3 separate regions of the Homo sapiens genome follow, and regions 1 and 3 are each linked to region 2. A link is an interaction called in ENCODE POLR2A ChIA-PET data of the cell type or tissue named here. Cell type or tissue: Caco-2. All regions are shown on one strand.

Region 1 (2,500 bases), 76 kb before region 2:
CGGGAGGTGAGGGGCGCCTCTGCCCGGCCGCCCCTACTGGGAAGTGAGGAGCCCCTCTGCCCGGCCAGCCGCCCCGTCCGGGAGGGAGGTGGGGGGGTCGGCCCCCCGCCCGGCCAGCCGCCCCGTCCGGGAGGTCAGGGGCGCCTCTGCCCGGCCGCCCCTACTGGGAAGTGAGGAGCCCCTCTGCCCGGCCAGCCGCCCCGTCCGGGAGGGAGGTGGGGGGGTCGGCCCCCCGCCCGGCCAGCCGCCCCGTCCGGGAGGTGAGGGGCGCCTCTGCCCGGCCGCCCCTACTGGGAAGTGAGGAGCCCCTCTGCCCGGCCACCACCCCGTCTGGGAGGTGTACTCAACAGCTCATTGAGAACGGGCCATGATGACAATGGCAGTTTTGTGGAATAGAAAATGGGGAAAGGTGGAGAAAAGATTGAGAAATCGGATGGTTGCTGTGTCTGTGTAGGAAGAGGTAGACATGGGAGACTTTTCATTTTGTTCTGTACTAAGAAAAATTCTTCTGCCTTGGGATCCTGTTGATCTGTGACCTTGCCCCCAACCCTGTGCTCTCTGAAACATGTGCTGTGTCCACTCAGGGTTGAATGGATTAAGGGCGGTGCAAGATGTGCTTTGTTAAACAGATGCTTGAAGGCAGCATGCTCGTTAAGAGTCATCACCACTCCCTAATCTCAAGTACCCAGGGACACAAACACTGCGGAAGGCCGCAGGGTCCTCTGCCTAGGAAAACCAGAGACCTTTGTTCACTTGTTTATCTGCTGACCTTCCCTCCACTATTGTCCTGTGACCCTGCCAAATCCCCCTCTGCGAGAAACACCCAAGAATGATTAAAAAAATAATAAATAAAAAAATAAAAATACAAAAATTAGCTGGGCGTGGTGGCACATACCTATAGTCCCAGCTACTCGGGAGGCTAAGGCAGGAGAATCACTTGAATTCCGGGGAATTGGAGGTTGCCGCAGTGAGCCAAGATTGTGCCACTGCACTCCAGCCTGGGCAACAGAACCAGACTACGTCAAAAAAAAAAAAAAAAAAGAGAGAGAGAAAGAAAGAGAGAGAAAAGAAAGAAAAAAAGAAAGAAGAAAGAAAGAAGGAAAGAAAGAAAAGAAAGTCCTTGGTGACATGGCTGAGCCATTGTGTCAACTTTGGCTGAAGCCAGCACAAGTGTGGATTTTCCAGCCACAGATTCCCCTTACAATTTAAGCCATTTGAGTCAGCTGTTCTGGTACTTGCATCTAGGCGAATCATCAAATATTTTACAAGCAGTCCAGGTGCAGTGGCTCACACCTTAATCCCAGTACATTGGGAGGCCAAGGCAGGAGGATCGCTTGAGTTCCATAGTGAGAATTTGTCTCCAAAAAAAAAAAAAAGAAAAGAAAAAATGAATTTCACAACCAATACTTTGGGCACTGACCGAGCAGCATGGTTCACTTCTGTGCCCGATATTGACCCTTTACTTCCTGCATTGTGGAGAGGTCTGGGAAGTCCTGGGAGAGGGACCAGGGCAGCTAGAGTGGCCTTGGTGGAGGACGTCATTGGAGCGACTTGAGACAGAATGATTTACCAACCAATACGGAAATAATTCAGTATTTCAACAATCAACATAGCCTAGATATACCCCAACAACATGCTCCGCAGACAGCTAGTCCAAGCTGAATATGAGCTTTACTTGCTGAAGGATACAACACCCCCCGCCCTTTTTTTGTTTGTTTGTTTGTTATTGAGACGGAGTCTCGCACTGTCGCCCGGGCTGGAGTGCAGTGGCGCGATCTCGGCTCACTGCAACCTCCGCCTCCCGCGTTCAAGCGATTCTCTTGCCCTTTTGACGTGAGCTAGTGTGAATGGATTTCTGTTTCTTGCAACCAAGCACATACAGAAGAAAAAAAAAAAAAAGATCCCCTGACAAGCCTGAGTCATGAATCAAACGTTCAGGAAATAAATAGCAGTCCAATCTCACTTTAACCGTATGAGGTCATCTTAGCTTCGGGTCAGGCTGAAACTCTGCCGAGATTTTTGACCATGAGCTCTGCCAAAGGGTCCGCACCCTTTGGCCCAAGAATCCCTCCTCTGGGACACACAAGGAGGTCCATGAGGGGATTATTTATAATGGGAGGAAATTGGAAACAGCTTCAACCTCTGGCAATGCTGCCCTTTTGAATAAACATAGTGCAAACATTAGAGATTGTGTTTATCCAAAGATGTTTTAACAGGGGAACAGCTTACATTTTAAGAGGGGAAAAAACAGGGCTGTATAAACAATTTGCTCACACAGTTATGTAAAACACACACGTGCACACACACAACACACGCATTTAAAAAGCTCACAGAGAATAGAAAAGGCTGAAAGGAAATATATCAAAATGTCAACAACCATAGTGGTACAGGACTTAGGGATGGGAGGGGCGTCTTTGCCTTGCTAGTTCTCTGTAGTTTCCAAATGTTGCTTGATGAACGCCAAACTCTCCTTTTTTTTTTTTTTTTTTTTTTTTTTTTT
Region 2 (2,500 bases):
CTCCCGGATGCCGGGCCCTTGGAGTCCTTGTAGAAGCCCAGTTCCCCCTTACTAAGCACACAGTACAGGCTCACCCACGACCTGGAGCGACAAGATGGGGCTCAAGGCAGAGCCGCAGCACTCTGCCTAATAACTCTTCATTAACATCCTCAAGGTCTGAATATGTCTGAGCCTTCCTACCTCTGGACCTTTGCGCCCTAGTTGCGCCCTAGTTGGACCTAAAATGCTCTTCCTTAAGGCTGTTGCTGCCCTGAGGGGAGCATTTAAGTCTCTCAGTATCAAGCCTTTGCCCAGGCTGAGATTTCCCTTCCTTATCCCCTCCCATACTGAATTTCCTGAAGGTAAGTCTTAAGCTGTCTCCTCCATAAGCCTTTGCTCCACTCAATCCTCCCCACTCATGGAGCTTTCTCAAGGAAAGTCTATTGGTCTACTGTCTGGAATAAAGAATTCCTGTCTCTCCAGTCATCCAAAGCCTCGATCCTGGAGGAATCCCTCCCAAAGCAAAACATACTAGGTGCCCTTGTTTATTCCTACCTTGGCATTAGGTACGAGGAAGAAAGACCACCTACAGATTCCACTAGCAAAATCTGAATCTGTCCTGCCCACTTCATATCTTGGGACTCACTCCATTACTGGCCGGTGATACCCCTTTTTGGCTCCACTTGTCCCCAGATTCTGCCTCTCAGTTGGACAAAAAGAGGGTGGACAAGCAGGAGCTGGACTCCCCAAGAGCAGGCACATCATGGCTAGACCCTCATTTGGAAACCTGTAAGAGATGACTCCCCCTTCCCAACCCCTACCCTCATTAGTTTGGGCTCTGCCCGTTTTCGGACCCTCCCCCAATTTGAAACTTCAAGGGTAGACCCACCCCACTCATTGGTTGAGTGACCTCTCCAAGCTCCACGACAAGCCATTGAAACCTTCTCAACTAGATGCCTCCCTCTTTGCTATTTAGCTGATCAACTCCTGGGTTGGTTGCTAAGAGGTTAGGTTCCAATTTACTCACTTTCAGAACATTTTCCTTCTGTTCCCACCTAAGCTCTACCCATCATCCATTAGATGCACTAACCTTAGGTCCTGCCCCTTCCTGTTCATTGGTTGGAATCATCAAAGTTGAGCCCCACCCCTCATCTGGCCCCACCTACTACCCCCACGGGTTGGAGGGCCTGACGTTAAACCACACCCCCTCCTGCTCATTGGTTGGCTTTCTTGATTTAAGCCACCACCACCCCCCAGCTCTGGCCCCACCTACTACCGCCACCTGCTGGAGGGCCTGAAGTTGAGCCACACCCCCTCCTCAGTCCCACCGCTCCACGCAATGGTCACCCTGAGCCTGAGACCCGCCTTCCAAAGCCCCGCCCACACGCTCACCGGTTGGACGACTTGCGGTTAGCGTCGAGCTCGCGCTTGCGCAGTAGGAAGCCCTCGTGCTGCACTGTGTGAGTGGGCGGTGGCGGAGGCGCGGGGGCGGAGCCGCCCTGGGCCGGGGCGGAGCGCGAGCGCCGGCTTCCCCCGCCCTCACCACCCTCTCTGGGCCGCGGCCGCCGTCGCGGCTTGGGCCGGTCCCGCGCCCGGGGCCGGTCCGGCCGAGGTGTCCGCTCGGGCAGCTCAAGCCCGTTGGGCAGGCGACCTGGGGGAAGCTCGCGTGGCTGAGGCAGCGACGGCTGTGTGAAGGGAGGGGGAAGAGGGGTGCTGTCCATGGAGAGGGTGTGGGGGTCATCTGTTTGGGGGAGTCATGGGTCTGGGGTCCCATCTGTCTACAGGGCCATTTGTCTCGGAGGCGAGTATGGGAGGACCTCAGGGTTGGAGGCCCAATTCTTAGGGCCCCATGGGTCTTGGGAGTGAGTCTGTTAGGACTCATTGGTTTGGAATCTCTCTCGGTGGTGGAAAGAGGCAGCCAGATCTCTGGAGGTGGGGGTGCAAGCAGGGCGTGTCCCCACTGTCTGCAGGAGAAACCTGGGGCTTCCTTCTGTGTGTGTGTGTATGAGGCTATGAAGAAATTTGGGACCCCACTGAGCTGAAGAAATACGGAGTCCAGGACAGATGTGGGAAGAGTCTGTGTGTGTGTGTCTGTGTGTGTATCTGTGTCTGTGTGTCTGTGTGTGTGTGTCTGTGTGTGTGTGTCTGTGTGTGTGTGTGTGTGTGTGTGTGTGTGTGTGTGTGGAGGGGCAGTAGGGGTCTCTTAGGTAGGTGCCCCGTCTTTCTAAGGGGGACATTTTCAGATTCTGGGGACCCTGAGAGTCCATGCTGTCTCTGCAGGGTCCAGGTAGGGAATGGGTCCTGCCAGGGCTAGGCACTGGCTGTTTCTGAGATCCTGCCTCCTGCTCTGAAAAAGGGGTCCTCCTATCCCCACCCATCCGAGGCTCAACTTACCCCAGCAGGCAGCCCTGGGCCTGCCTCTTTCTCCTGCAGCTGTTCCACAATGTCAGCCAGGGTGGCCTTCCTGGGGGATGGGGGACAGAAAGACCCAGTGAAACCAGGGTTCCTTCTCCCATGGACC
Region 3 (2,500 bases), 78 kb after region 2:
GAGAAAGAAGACATGAAGAGAAAAGGGAAGGAGGAAAGGAGGGAAGGAGGGAGGAGAGAAGAGATAAGTACAAGGAAAAGCAGATATAGAGATAGACACATGGAGAAACAGATGGCAAAAGTCCCCATGATCTCCTTTGCAAGACAGACAGCCAGAAGGATGAGAGTCAGAGAAGCCCACCTCCATCCCACACCTGCCCCTCCCTCCGTCCTCCCAGGAGCTGCTCTACAGAGGACAATTGAGTTTCAGGTCTTACTGCTCCCTGCAGGGCAGAGAGTTGGGGGCCAAAGGGAACCTTCCCAGTAGAGCCTGCACCCCACCCCGCCACCAGCTCAGCCACACTGAAGCGACCAAGGACTTTGAACTTTCCTGTGTATGCCCTGTGAGGCAGAAGGGAGATGCTCACAGCGGGAGAGGGTGGCCAGAGCTTGGACATAGCACTGAGGGTCCACACAGGTGAATGTGAGATCTCTTGAAATGTAGGATGAAATGGGATGGGGGAGAGAGAGAAGAGAGCAGGCTGGGGACAGTTCACCTCTTTCCAGCATTGGTCTCTGAGGAGTCCAAGAGTTCTATTTTATTTTTATTTATTTGTTTGTTTATTTATTTATGTGTTTGTTATTTATTTTCAAGACAGGGTCTTGCTCTGTAGCCCAGGCTGGAGTGCAGTGGCATGATCGTAGCTCACTGCACCTTGAACTCCTGGACTCAAATGATCCTCCCATCTCAGCCTCCTGGGAACCTGAGAAGCTACGACTACAGACGTCTGCCACCATGCCTGTGATTAAAAACAACAACGACAACAACAACAAAAAAAACCCCACAACTTTTTGTAGAGATGGGGTCTTGCTATGTTGCCTAGGCTGATCTCAAAGTCCTAGCCTCATTCTCCCAAAGTGACAGGCATGAGACACTGTGCCTAGTGAGGCCAAGAGTTCTACATTTGAAACTGGGTGGGGTGCAGTAGTCCCAGCTACTTGGGAGGCTGAGGAGGGAGGATCACTGGAACCTAGGAGATCAAGGCTTCAGTGAGCTATTCAGTGCATGCCACTGCACTCCAGCCTGGGTGACAGAGCAAGTTCAAAATAAATTTGAACCTGGCCTTCTAGCATGTTAGGAAGGATTATTAGTCAAGGCTGGAGAAGTGGACATATTTTATTTACCAGCTGGTTAGTTTCAGATGTAACTTTTTGACCCTGAGGACATGGGCTGCCCCTTGAGCTCTTGTCTGGGAAGGAATTGCAGAGGTTAGGGGACCACTTGCCTAACCTCCTAAGGAAGGTGGTGGGGGTGCTTACCCAGCTGTCTTCATCTGACACCACAAGAGCAGAGCATCCTTGGCTGAGCGTGTCTCTCTGTTGTCCTCAGTCTCAATTTTGATGACTTGAATCTGTGAAGATACAAAAAATGGCTACCAGGGCCTGGAGAGCTTGAGGCTTCGAATGCCCCCCACTCACCATCTGCTACCAGAGAAGGTGGCAGGTGACAGAGGAGATGGGGGAGGCAGCTTCTGGCTGGGGGTGGGGGTCCAGGAGTGTGAGGATAATTCCTGAGGGCCAGGACATCCACAATTAGGGGATCAGTTAGGACTTCGGTCTCTGTTTCCAAGAAAGCCTCCAAACTGAGCATCTGGGCCACTTTCCTGGTCTAAGGCACTGCCGTCTCCTGCCTAGGCTAGTGCGGTGGCCTTCATGCTGATCTCCCCACTCCTGCATCCACAGTGTGTTCTCCACATGGCAGAGAGAGGGACCCTGCGAACACTCAAATCAGATCCTTGCTCCTCTTTTCAACACCCTCCGTATCTCTGTTTCATTCAAGGTAAAAGTAAAAGTTCCCATGATCTCCCATCAGTAAGTTGATGACCTCATCTTCAACAGCTCACTCCACTCCATACCTGCTGGCCTTTTTCCTGAATCACAAGCATCCTCCCTCCTTGGTCCTTTAGCACTGGCTGTTCCATCTACCTGGAACATCCCCAACTCCAATGTCCTGGACCCATAACCACTGGACCCATCTCAAACTGGCCTCAGGGTGTTCCTCAAACCTGCTCCTTCTCCCTGTCCCTGTCTCAGGGCAGCCCCATCATCCTCTAGTCCCCAGGCCAGAGCTCTGAGTCTTCCCCTGGACACCCTCTCCCTCTCCCCTCCCGTAAGGCCTGTCCACTCCACTCCCTGAGTGTCTTCCCCACCTGCCCCTTGTTGCTTCCCCATAGTCCCACCCTGGTCCAACTCTATCCTCCTCCCTGGGCTCTCAGCTCCCAATGTTGGTGAACACCTCCAACCCAGAGGGATCTTTCTTTGTTTTTTTTTTTGTTTTGTTTTTGTTTTTTTTAGATGGAGTTTCACTCTTGTTGCCCAGGCTGGAGTGCAATGGTGTGATCTCAGCTCACCGCAACCTCCACCTCCCAGGTTCAAGCGATTCTCCTGCCTTGGCCTCCCTAGTAGCTGGGATTACAGGCATGTGCCACCAGGCCCAGCTAATTTGGTATTTTTAGTAGAGA

The links. Peaks named below come from ENCODE experiments on the same cell type or tissue, not always from the same donor. Only the 100,000 strongest peaks of a DNase experiment are listed, where the experiment ranks them.
Region 1: POLR2A ChIA-PET joins it to region 2 with 8 read pairs; 6 of 35 experiments call an interaction of 5 or more read pairs at or near these places.
Region 3: POLR2A ChIA-PET joins it to region 2 with 8 read pairs; 6 of 35 experiments call an interaction of 5 or more read pairs at or near these places.

Annotation. Positions count from the first base shown.
Region 1 is chr19:40,645,725-40,648,224 of GRCh38, reverse strand. No RefSeq gene overlaps it. Among named protein-coding and RNA genes, the nearest start is that of NUMBL, 44 kb to the left of the region's middle. RefSeq lists an enhancer at 1-741. In Caco-2, no CTCF peak of the experiment used is centred here; no DNase peak of the experiment used is centred here; H3K4me3 peaks cover 566 bases.
Region 2 is chr19:40,569,600-40,572,099 of GRCh38, reverse strand. SPTBN4 (spectrin beta, non-erythrocytic 4) reads right to left here. Exons shown (of 36, transcript NM_020971.3): 32 at 2,374-2,443; 33 at 1,372-1,664; 34 at 1-81. Among named protein-coding and RNA genes, the nearest start is that of SHKBP1, 6.0 kb to the left of the region's middle. RefSeq lists a silencer at 1,035-1,604 and an enhancer at 1,835-1,904. In Caco-2, no CTCF peak of the experiment used is centred here; DNase peaks (open chromatin) are centred at 1,279 and 1,892; H3K4me3 peaks cover 465 bases.
Region 3 is chr19:40,491,853-40,494,352 of GRCh38, reverse strand. SPTBN4 (spectrin beta, non-erythrocytic 4) reads right to left here. Exons shown (of 36, transcript NM_020971.3): 5 at 1,299-1,390. Among named protein-coding and RNA genes, the nearest start is that of SPTBN4, 26 kb to the right of the region's middle. In Caco-2, no CTCF peak of the experiment used is centred here; no DNase peak of the experiment used is centred here.